2 separate regions of the Homo sapiens genome follow, and region 2 is linked to region 1. A link is a loop called in an ENCODE intact Hi-C map of the cell type or tissue named here. Cell type or tissue: dorsolateral prefrontal cortex. All regions are shown on one strand. Each heading gives the region's core, and the rest is flanking DNA. Links, peaks and the distances in the headings are about the cores only. Region 1 overlaps LINC01218 (long intergenic non-protein coding RNA 1218). Region 2 has its middle 75 kb from the start of LINC01218.

Evidence for each region. Hi-C counts contacts between places; a loop is a spot of excess contacts. Peaks named below come from ENCODE experiments on the same cell type or tissue, not always from the same donor. Only the 100,000 strongest peaks of a DNase experiment are listed, where the experiment ranks them.
Region 2: it touches region 1 in a loop (2.9-fold over the local background); 1 of 110 quality-filtered maps calls a loop at or near these places.

What each region holds. Positions count from the first base shown.
Region 1 is chr4:100,817,497-100,822,887 of GRCh38, forward strand. All of the region lies in intron 2 of LINC01218 (long intergenic non-protein coding RNA 1218), which reads right to left. Among named protein-coding and RNA genes, the nearest start is that of LINC01217, 29 kb to the left of the region's middle. In dorsolateral prefrontal cortex, for the core only: no CTCF peak of the experiment used is centred there; a DNase peak (open chromatin) is centred at 2,145; H3K27ac peaks cover 2,707 bases.
Region 2 is chr4:100,952,091-100,957,481 of GRCh38, forward strand. No RefSeq gene overlaps it. Among named protein-coding and RNA genes, the nearest start is that of LINC01218, 75 kb to the left of the region's middle. In dorsolateral prefrontal cortex, for the core only: no CTCF peak of the experiment used is centred there; no DNase peak of the experiment used is centred there; H3K27ac peaks cover 3,769 bases.

The DNA.
Region 1 (5,391 bases), core at 196-5,195:
TCTTGCAGGCCCTAGAAAAGATTAGACTCTCTCTATAGTAGGGACATTTGACCTTTTTTATACCATTGAATAGACAGTCTGGTGAAGGTGAAGTCTATGGGCCTTAGCTCAGAACAATTTTTTTTTTTTTTGACACAGTTTTACTATGTTACCCAGGCTGGAGTGCAGGGGCACAATCTCAGCTCACTGCAACCTCTGCCTCCTGGGTTCAAGCGATTCTCATGCCTCAGCCTCCCGAGTAGCTGAGATTACAGGCATATGCCACCATGCCTGGCTAATTTTTGTATTTTCAGTAGAGACGGGGTTTTGCCACATTGGCCAGGCTGGTCTCAAACTCTTGACCTCAAGTGATGCGCCCACCTCGGCCTCCCAAAGTGCTGAGATTACAGGTGTGAGCCACCATGCCCAGCCAGAACAATGTTTCTAAATACCTAAAATAAAATATACATTAGACCACAAAGGAAACTAAATATATTGATACATAGTTATCAAAATATTAAAAACAAAACTACATCATAGCAATATAGATTATTTATTAATACCTTGAGTAACAAAAACTAGTGATAAGATTAATAACTCCTATAACTACAAAGTCATGATTAGTAGAAATAGTATGTTGAGATATCTGTAATAATCAAAATATGATATACGAATATCTACGATTTGTTTTCTTTTTCATTAGGAGTAGATGGGTATACCTGACAGTAGTGAATATCTATGATTTCTGTTGGTGAAAAGCCCTAGGAATTATTAATATTACTGTGGTTTGTTGCTACTTACATTTATAATTGAAAATGTTTAATTTTAATTAGAGTTCAGTGAAACCAATGATGAAGTTTTTTTACCTTCTCTGTTAGCTCTAAGTTAAAAACTCTTTAGAGAGTGAAGAAAGAGGAGAAATTAAACAAGCAAAGGCAAAAATGTTTTTAATAGGTATGGGAAATCGGGGAAGGCTAGGAACTCTCACATGGGAATAATTTTTTAACCACTAACATTTCTAAGTAGAAGAATAAAATGATGACAATGGGGCTTTATTTTGTATGCTGACAGCAGCATAAAAAATATACTGGGAAAAGTAGATGTAAATAAACAAGGCAAAAAAGCTTTTGCAATATTCAATACATGAGGTAAAACTACATTGGTTGCATTAAGTTTGGGGGAAAAACAGATATTACTTCAATTTATTAAGTATTTTGTTTAATTAGCTGACATCCTTAAATCAGGAGTAGATTATGATTAAGCAAATGTTTCCAAAGACTATTGAATATTTTGTTTCACAAAATAGTTGATTCCTTTAACTCTTCTATACACACAGAGAGAGAATACACAACTAGAGAAACTAACAAGGTTATTAGAAATCTAGTGCACTGAAATTATTCAAAAGGAGATTGTTAAAAAATTATTTCAAAATATAGGCATTTTGAACAATGGTTTGTTTGCATATCATGAAATAAATATTAGAGTTGGAGTTGAAGTTCCCACTCTCATTTGTTAACTATGTAATCTTAGGTAAATTCCTCTAAAAATCAGTGTTTTCCATTTTCAAAATGAGAACAATACTAATGATATTTATCTCTATAGCCTACAGGGCTATAGAGAGAATAACTACTTCATAAATGTAAAAGCACTAATCATGGTATTGGATACATTATAGTTACTCAATATGGGTTGATTGTATTTGGAAAATAAGAGTGTATTAGATCCATGGCTTGAGATGCTATCATTTAAAGTTATCTTCAAATGAAAGGTCTCCCATGTTCTCCTTTTCTTCTTGGATAAATCATGTGTTTGTTGTCCGAGAAAGAAAGTTATAATTTGGCTACCCATAAAATTTCCTTGATCCTGAGACAATACTAAGGCTATAACCTGTAAACATTCAGAGTATTAGAAAGCTGAATATCTAAATAGGGTACTTTGAAAGAATTTTGATTACATTGTATACTCCCATATTATTGCCTTGGTACAAAATAATTATACTCTTTGAACACAAGGTTTCCATGTACCAACCCAGCATTTCTGAAGCTGTATAGTCTCTGTGAAGACAGAGCTTAAAGTTACAAAATGTGGTTTCACATAGTTCTATGGATAACAAAAGTCAGGGTTAAAATAAGGCATTCAAGTACCATGCAAAAGCTGGCGATGCAGCACAGAACGGGGCGGGAGGGGGCGGCTTAAACTCTACAAAATGTACTTAAAGATGTGCTCAGTTTTATCTGAAAAATAAAAAATAGTAGCTTTTACACTTGTTTTCTTGGAAAGGAAATCAGGTGATCTTCTGCCAAGATGTAAAGAGAATATGCACAATCAGCCTTCAAGACTCTTTCCAGAGGATATGTATTTTGACAAATTAATCCTTTTTGAAAATACATGTGCATTCTGCACTGAGAGAAACGGTTGGCCATTGTTCCCTTGATTGGCCTGAAACCTTTTTCGTGTCAACTTTGTTTCACATTGGTTTCTCTGCACATTTCCTCATTTTGGCTACATCTTTATACCTTCCAGATTTTATAGGTCATCAGCAGCTTCCTGCTGTCCATTACTTCAATTGAGAAAGACAGAACCATATAATTAAAAATTTAAGCCAAGGTGAAAAAATGTATGGTTGGTCTTAGTCTTCTCTGCGTATTAGCCTCCTCGAACTCAGGTACTTTCCTGAGTTTGCTGAGAGGCCCATAGGCCACAGCTGGTCACTCATGTGACTCCAAAAAAAAAAAAACACGTCAAATCCTGTTCTTTAATTTTACCTATTGTCATGCCCCTCTGTTCACGGAGGTAGATTTTCTTTAAAGATTATTCTTTACTAAGACCTCATGACCACAGGTTTGTTACCACTTTTCTGCATTCTCCTTTCCAGCTCGCATTTCAAGAGAATAAGAAAATCCTCATGTTCTTTTTGTAGCCCACACACTGACATGGAAACAACACTATTTTCTTCTGCTCCAAAAAGTTTGCATAATTGCAAGAGCTGTGTGTGGGAGCTGTGTAACCATGCTGCCATAGGATGAAAGGCAAAGGCAATTTTTGTAATTCTGCTACCATTTAGAAGCACAGTATTGTAAATTTGCTGTAAAGGGATCTCGAAAAATATCTAAGACAGATGTTGCAAATTCAAATGCATTTTGAGTCCAGGTAGGTAAAATTATTATGTAATGTTGTTATACATAAGACAACAGCATAAAGGGGCCTCTGGTGAATTTACTGCAGTCATTGAAATTAATTAAACACTGTGCTATCCAAAGAAAACCTGTAAATGAACCGCATTCTGGCCATTGCACATGCCAGCTTTGTGACCCATAACTGGTCAAACTGATCTCCTCCTATTCATGTAACCCTTGGTGAAGAATATACCCTCTCTATCGTGTCTTAGAAAGCAAAGTACTGATATTACATTAATGCTAAGAAAGTTCTATGTCGCACCCAATATCCAAGCCAAGGAAAGGGCCTGCAGGGTTTTTTTTGTTTGTTTTTTTCTGAAACATTTCTCTAGATGTCATCATTTCCATTTTCAAGACACAATTACAGCAAAGATTTTAATCACCTTGGATTTTAGTCTACCACTAAAACTTTCTAACTGCATCTCTACCTTCAAAACTTTATGCTGCACATAACCACAGAAACCATTTTCTTAAATGTAGTGTGATAATACTGTTTCCTGGACTAAAAGCCTACAGCTGACTTCAGTCATTCCTTATGCTCCTTCTAAATTCTTAATCATGAAGAAAGTTCTTTTTGGCACATCCATTTTCAGTTATGCTTCTTCTTCTCTACTCACATTTGGATCTGTCTCTTGTGTTATACAAGCTTCCTTAATACCCAGACACAAGTCCAGTTTCTGAATTTGGGCCCATTTGTACTTACTCTCTTCTCTCAGGAATGTCTTTCCTATTCCTTTTTCATAAAACTATGCCCCTTGCTCCTTCAGCACATCACTCAAAACTCAAGATCTCAACAAAAAAACTGCAGGCAAACTACAAAGACTTTGATCACATAAGCCATTCAAGCATCATCTCAGCACTCCTGGACATATAGAGTTTTATCTATCATAGTTATACACTTAATTACACCAATTATACCATCAGAAGTATGAAATGGTGGCTAAATATGAATAATTGAAGTCAGACTGGGTTCATATTTTCACTTCTTACTAGCTATGTGGCCTTGGTCTAATTATTTAACTCTATTTTTAAATTTTTGTCACTTGTAAAATAAAAAGGTATCGTGAGATTCATTCATTCATTCATTCATTCAGTAAATATTTATCAAGTATCTGCTCCATGACTGGAACTGTTATCATTGTTAATAATACAACAGTAAAAAATAGGAGAGAAAAATATCTAACCTCATGGAGCTTTTGGTTTGTAGGAAAAATATGACACATTAACACAAAGATTCTCACATAGTAAGCACTAAATAAATGTTAGCTACTAACAATATTATTAAGTTAAAATTGTATGGTAACTTGAGGAAATTAGTGAATGTTTCATGGAGAAAATGTAATATGCTTTTAGTGCTACCTCTGCAAGAATTTTGTGAGCATTGAACCAGATGTTACATTTAAAGGACTTAGCATAGTGCCTGGACCATAACTAACAATTAGTAAATGGCCATTGCTGGTGTAGCTATTGCTGTTGTTATAAATGAAAACGTTTAAAGTATTCCCTTCCTTAGTATGGTATAAGAAAGTTTAATTTGCATAGTCACTAATGTTGTTGTTGCAAATGTCCTATGCTCCCTTAGAAAAGGAGAAAATGAGACATTTCTAATGTCTTATTAGAAATGTCTCATGTCTCTAATGTCTCATTAGAAATGTACTTCATTAGAAATACTAGCTCAGTTGGCTGGATGCGGTGGCTCACGCCTGTAATCTCAGCACTTTGAAGGGCCAAGGTGGGCGGGTCACTTGAGGTCAGGAATTCGAGACCAGCCTGACCAACATGGCAAAACCCTGTCTTCACTAAAAATACAAAAAAATTAGCCGGACGTGGTGGCACACACCTGTAATCTCAGCTACTTGGGAAGCTGAGGTAGGAGAATTGCTTGAACCCGAGGAGGTACAGGTTGCAGTGAGCTGAGACTGAGCCACTGCACCCCAGCCTGGGTGACAGAGCTAGACTCTGTCTCAAAAAAAAAAAAGAAAAAGAAAAAGAAAAAGAAAAAACTAGCTCATAGGATTCTCCACTGATGCCATGTTTGTTGCTGATCCTCTCCCTGTAGCCACTTTTTAAACTTATTCATGTAATGAGAAAATTGCAAATTTTTTTAATACCCCTTTGAGTATGTCAGTGATTGTGCATCTATGACAAAATACATCTTCCCTAGACCAAATGTGACAGAATCTGTTGAGCAAAGTGCTGCATGCACAGAAACAGAGAAGGAGCAGGTTCAAGAGAA
Region 2 (5,391 bases), core at 282-5,281, 130 kb after region 1:
CAACATAAATCCTATATCCAGTACTCCATGGATTAGCTGTGTTCACTGACACAGCACTAGAATTTGTACTTTCTATTACCATCTAATTTGAATACCTTGAATTCTTTCAAAATCAGAAATTCTCTTATTAGGTATGATATTTAAAGACTCCCAGCTGTATGGTGAACAAGTTGCACATTTTACATTAATGGACTCACAGGGGCTTTAGACATTAAAGTCACAAACAGTACCACCTTAAAACTTACTGATTCCAATTACATGCTGTATATTCCTATTTCTATACTACATTGTGAGTGCTTAGGAGGTCAGGTAGTCTTTTTTTTAAAAAGTTTCTTATATCACTAAGTAAAGGGCAATGTCACTTTAAAGTGCATCAGACACTTGCTTGAATCAGGAAAGACTAAATTCACTACATAGAAGAAACAGGCAACTGCTCTTTCTTGGTCTTCCCAGTCATGACTTTTCTGTTTGGCGACTGATGAAGTATAATATTTTCATTCTTCTGTTCACCCAATAACTGCTTTTTGCATGCTCAGTTTATTTGGATATCAACTACAATGTGGAAAAAGGTAGAAGAGATAAAAACTAATAATGTATTTATTATATTTAACTTCATAGGAAGATTGGCTGGTGGTTATGTGTTTGATTCATGACTCATGCAATGACTACCCGTTAGACCATTGGTAACGAAGACTTGACTTTAGTCAGTATCTTATTAGGCTTCTTTCATACCCTTTGATAGTTTCCCCTGAAAGTACCTCTGCCATTGATCCAACAAATGAGCAAGTGCGTAAGCACAAAGTCATGGAAAATGTGTCTCGTAGGTATCATTTGTTGTTGTGAATATTGAAAGAACTCTTAACAGATATTGGATTTTTAAACAATATTCTTGGCTGGGTGCAGGGGCTCACACCTGTAATCCCAGCACTTTGGGAGACCGAGGTAGGCTGATTACTTGAGGTCAGGAGTTTGAGACCAGCCTGGCCAACATGGTGAAAGCCCATCTCTTCTACAAATACAAAAATTAGCCGGGTGCAGTGGCTCACGCCTGAATTCCAGCTACTTGGGAGGCTTCTTTTCTGGAAGGCAGAGGTTGCAGTGAGCTGAGATTGTACCACTGCACTCCTGCCTGGGCAACAGAACAATGCTCTGTCTCAAAGAAAAAAAAACCACTAAAAAGATTGAAGATAAGAATTTATACATTCTTGTTCATTTCCATATGTACTTGCGTAGCATTTTTCATGTAAGACAGCTTCCCCGTACTCCAGCCAGAGAGCATGACTCTAAAATAAATATACTTGTGACTGGATGTGGGAGGAAAAAGACTAAAATTAGAGAGATCAACAAGCTCTAATATTAGGGATTTATTTTGAAAATGTCACCTCTAATGAGAACTAACAGGAAAATTATTTAAAGATTAATTTACTTTTTTAATATGTCAAAGTATTGTCCTATCTTAAACAAAAGAAGTAGCTTGCCTTTCTGCATTATTTTTGTCAGGTTCAGGAAAAACGGCATCATCGACTTAATAATGAAGGATAAAAATTAGTATTTTGTCTAAGTGGGGAAGAGACAGACCAGGACAGAGGTAGGGCAAAGATAAAGAAACCTAGACAGATATTCTTGATCCATCTGTAGCTTCTAAGCCACTCTTCATTTTTCAGCCAAATAGTTAACACACAAAATTAGATATCTCATTCTGCATTTAGATGGGGTACTGTGTCACCATGGTAACTGGTTTTTCTTAAACATAGCTCTGCATGTACATACAGTCCAAATTAGCTACAGAAGAGGGACACACATACAATATTCCTGGAGCTTATATAAAATCAGCTTATCTATTTTATTTTCTGAAGTGAGGTATGTGACTTTATGTTTGCAAATGCTCTTTCAGTAAAATTTTCCTTTCTCAGTGTAGTTTGTCTCTGATCTCTTCTGTTGTTATAATCCTGGAAATAATATTCCAGATAAAATTTCAGGTGATAATCAATATGCGAAAAGACTTATTTGTATATGCTTGCTGGCTTTTGTCAGTAAGTTCTTAGTGTGGGGAATATGAATTGTATAACCTACCACTTGAGCTTCTTCCCTTTCAAATGCTACTTCGTTTGGCTCATCCTTATGGAGTATTTTGGATCATTTTTCTTGAAAGATTATCCCCAAATAGCATATCCACCCCCACTGACTCCTCCTTATGATAAAATTGCTAAGAAAACAACTTAATGCAAATTGACAGAACTTTAAAAAAAGAAGGATGTTGCCACAACATGGTATTCAAACCAAAAAATATCTCCAGCATTCTTCTAATAGTTTTTACTTGCAGATTTATCTGAAAGAAAAGATACATAATTTATAGTTTGAACTCCATTACATGACACTATAAAAATCATGTGATTCTTTGTACTTTTCAAGTCTCTCTTTCTGTTTTTTTTTTCTTTTGTTTTCTGAGAAGAGAGTTTAATATGATACAGTTAGGTGGAAATTATATCATTTGCTGTTTTACAATTTTCAGGGCCACCCTGGTTTCTTTTAGTTTTTTGGTACTAAGATGGCATAACGTTCATAGTGTTTGTTAATATTTAACTGCAAAGGGGTAAAATTAATCCTATTTCCTCTGCTGAACATTAGTGAAATTATTCTTCTGCTTTTGGCTATAGGATGTACTCACAAGGTTTTTCCAGTGTCTGTAGCTGTGCCCCTTCTATTTAAAGGAAAACTGCAACCTTTATATTGAGCCCCAGTTATGTACCAGTCATTTGGTGGAAAGTTCAGCATGCCCTGTCATTAATTCTCACAAAACTTTGCAAGGTAGGCATCGTTTCCACTGCAGAAAAGGAAACTAATGCTCGGAGCGATTAAGTTATTTTCCCTCTCTTACACAGCTTTTAAAGTGGCAGAGCCGAGATGCAAATGTAGATTCCAGAACACACTTGCTCAGAGGATACCAAGCCCATGTCTAATGGTGTCATTACTAAGTATCAGCAGATAAGGGCTCATCTGCGTTGGGTTACGTTGGACTGGCTGTGTTTTTTCGTTAAAACTCTCATCGTTCTGTTGGAAGATCATCATGTCAACGCACCAGGAGGATTACCAGAAGGTAGTAGTAGTCTAAACCAAACCTTAAACTTCAAGTTATTATCATTAACTTGCTTTGAGTTGAGGTCTCCATTTCTACCAGGAAGTGAATATGTAATACTTTCTTCCTTCCGCAGACTGTCGAGACTCAATTGTGCTGAAATATTTCTTAAAAATTGTTTAAGTGTGTGTATATCCTGGCTTCTATATGCAATAGGAAGAAAGATGATAGCGGTTCAGCAAAAGTTTCTGAGAACATGACATTAACAACAGTGCCTGAGGAAACGAGAAAGGTACCGGCATTGCCTGAATGGGCTGAGAGAGATGAAGAGCTGCAGTCTGTTGCCTGTAGAGGAGCAAGGACATCCTGCTGCAACACTGATGTGACTAGCATGTGGTAGGGAGGGACACACACAGGTCCTTGAATGCCAGAGCTAGAGATGACCTTCAGGAACATCTCATCCAGTGGTTGCCGCACTGTGTCTTGGAGAGCTTCCTAAGCACACGTCCCAAAAGCAACTAAAGGGTGTGGACCGGGGTGACTCCTGGGCTTCTGCTTGTGCATCCCAACCTGTTTTTTAACCCCAGTGTTTCCATTTTTATCAGCTCTATTTTTGGAAGTTTATCCAAAGATTTTATTTTATAAAAGAGACTGCAGCTTTTTAAAAGTTTGAAAATTCCCTAATTTTATAAATGAGGAAAATGAGACTTAAACATAATCTATCTTAACAATTCCTTCCTCAGTAATAAGCAAACTGTTGGAGCATATTCCTATTGATATGCTCATGATAGTCTTAACTATCACAAACCAGCTTTACAAGCCCACTAGGTGGTGTGAACATCTGAGAACATGAAAATCAATGTATGGGCATAAAGTCTACACCTCAATTCTACCAGAATGTTTTGCTATTATGTTCCTTGAGACAAATCAATGATAGAGAAAACCTGCCTTTATTTTCTCTTTAAGATGAAAACTGCAAAATCAGCCTCCATTATCGGGAACTGATTCAAAGGGAAGAGTTGGCTGGGTGTTCTACCAAGAAAGGGGCAAGGCTAAAGGAAAGAAAATTATATGTTAAGGAGAGTGATTTTTTATATTATTAACTCAAAGCAAGAAACTTTCATTCACCCAGGATACAGAAAATATATTTGAGGTGTAAACCAACCCTACGGTTCTTTATTTGGGAAGGAAAAAAATATCCTCCCTTTTGCAAATTCATATGCAAAATGTTCCTATTAAAACAGTTTCCATAATTCTGGGCAACAAAATGTCTTAAAAGAAAAAGCACCAACTTGGTACCCAGGCATTTCTGAGTATGAATTCAGCACTGCCAAATCATAGTTGTGTGCCTTTGTGGGCTTCACATTCCTCTTTGTAAATGCCTGCGGAACTATTTGAAGGATTCGAGAGAATATGCGTGATATGCCCAGCACTGTGCCTGACATTATTATCATTGTACATTGTTATTGTTTTTGTTGTGATTGAACCTGAAAATAAGGATTCAGAGTTACAGAAAGATAGATGGTGTGATTTTCTTACAGTAAGAATATTATTGTGGTTCTGCAGCTCGTTTCATTTAGCAGAGAAATTCTATTTGGTAGTGGAAGACTTCAATGCTATGGGGAGAAGAATTCTGAAGCTTCTCAGCAGGAACAATTAACATAAGTGTAGGAATGGAAATATAGTTAAAATGACAGCATATGTGTCAGGTATGTATCATCTCTTCCCTGTGCTAGGGAGGTTTTAGGAACAGGTAACACATGTATTGAGCCACAACTTTGTGCCCAATGGTTCCCATCATTGATGGGGGACAACGGAGAAAAATACCTTTTTTTTTTTTTATTATAGTATTTTCGTCTTTTTTTTTCCTTTTTTTAATTATTATTATACTTTCAGTTTTAGGGTACATGTGCACAATGTACAGGTTAGTTACATATGTATACATGTGCCATGCTGGTGTTCTGCACCCATTAACTCGTCATTTAACATTAGGTATATCTCCTAATGCTATCCCTCCCCCCTCCCCCCACCCCAAAACAGTCCCCAGAGTGTGATGTTCCCCTTCCTGTGTCCGTGTGTTCTCATGGTTCAATTCCCATCTGTGAGTGAGAACATGCAGTGTTTGGTTTTTTGACCTTGCAATAGTTTACTGAGAATGATGATTTCCAATTTCACCCATGTCCCTACAAAGGACATGAACTCATCATTTTTTATGGCTGCATAGTATTCCATGGTGTATATGTGCCACATTTTCTTAATCCAGTCTATCATTGTTGGACATTTGGGTTGGTTCCAAGTCTTTGCTATTGTGAATA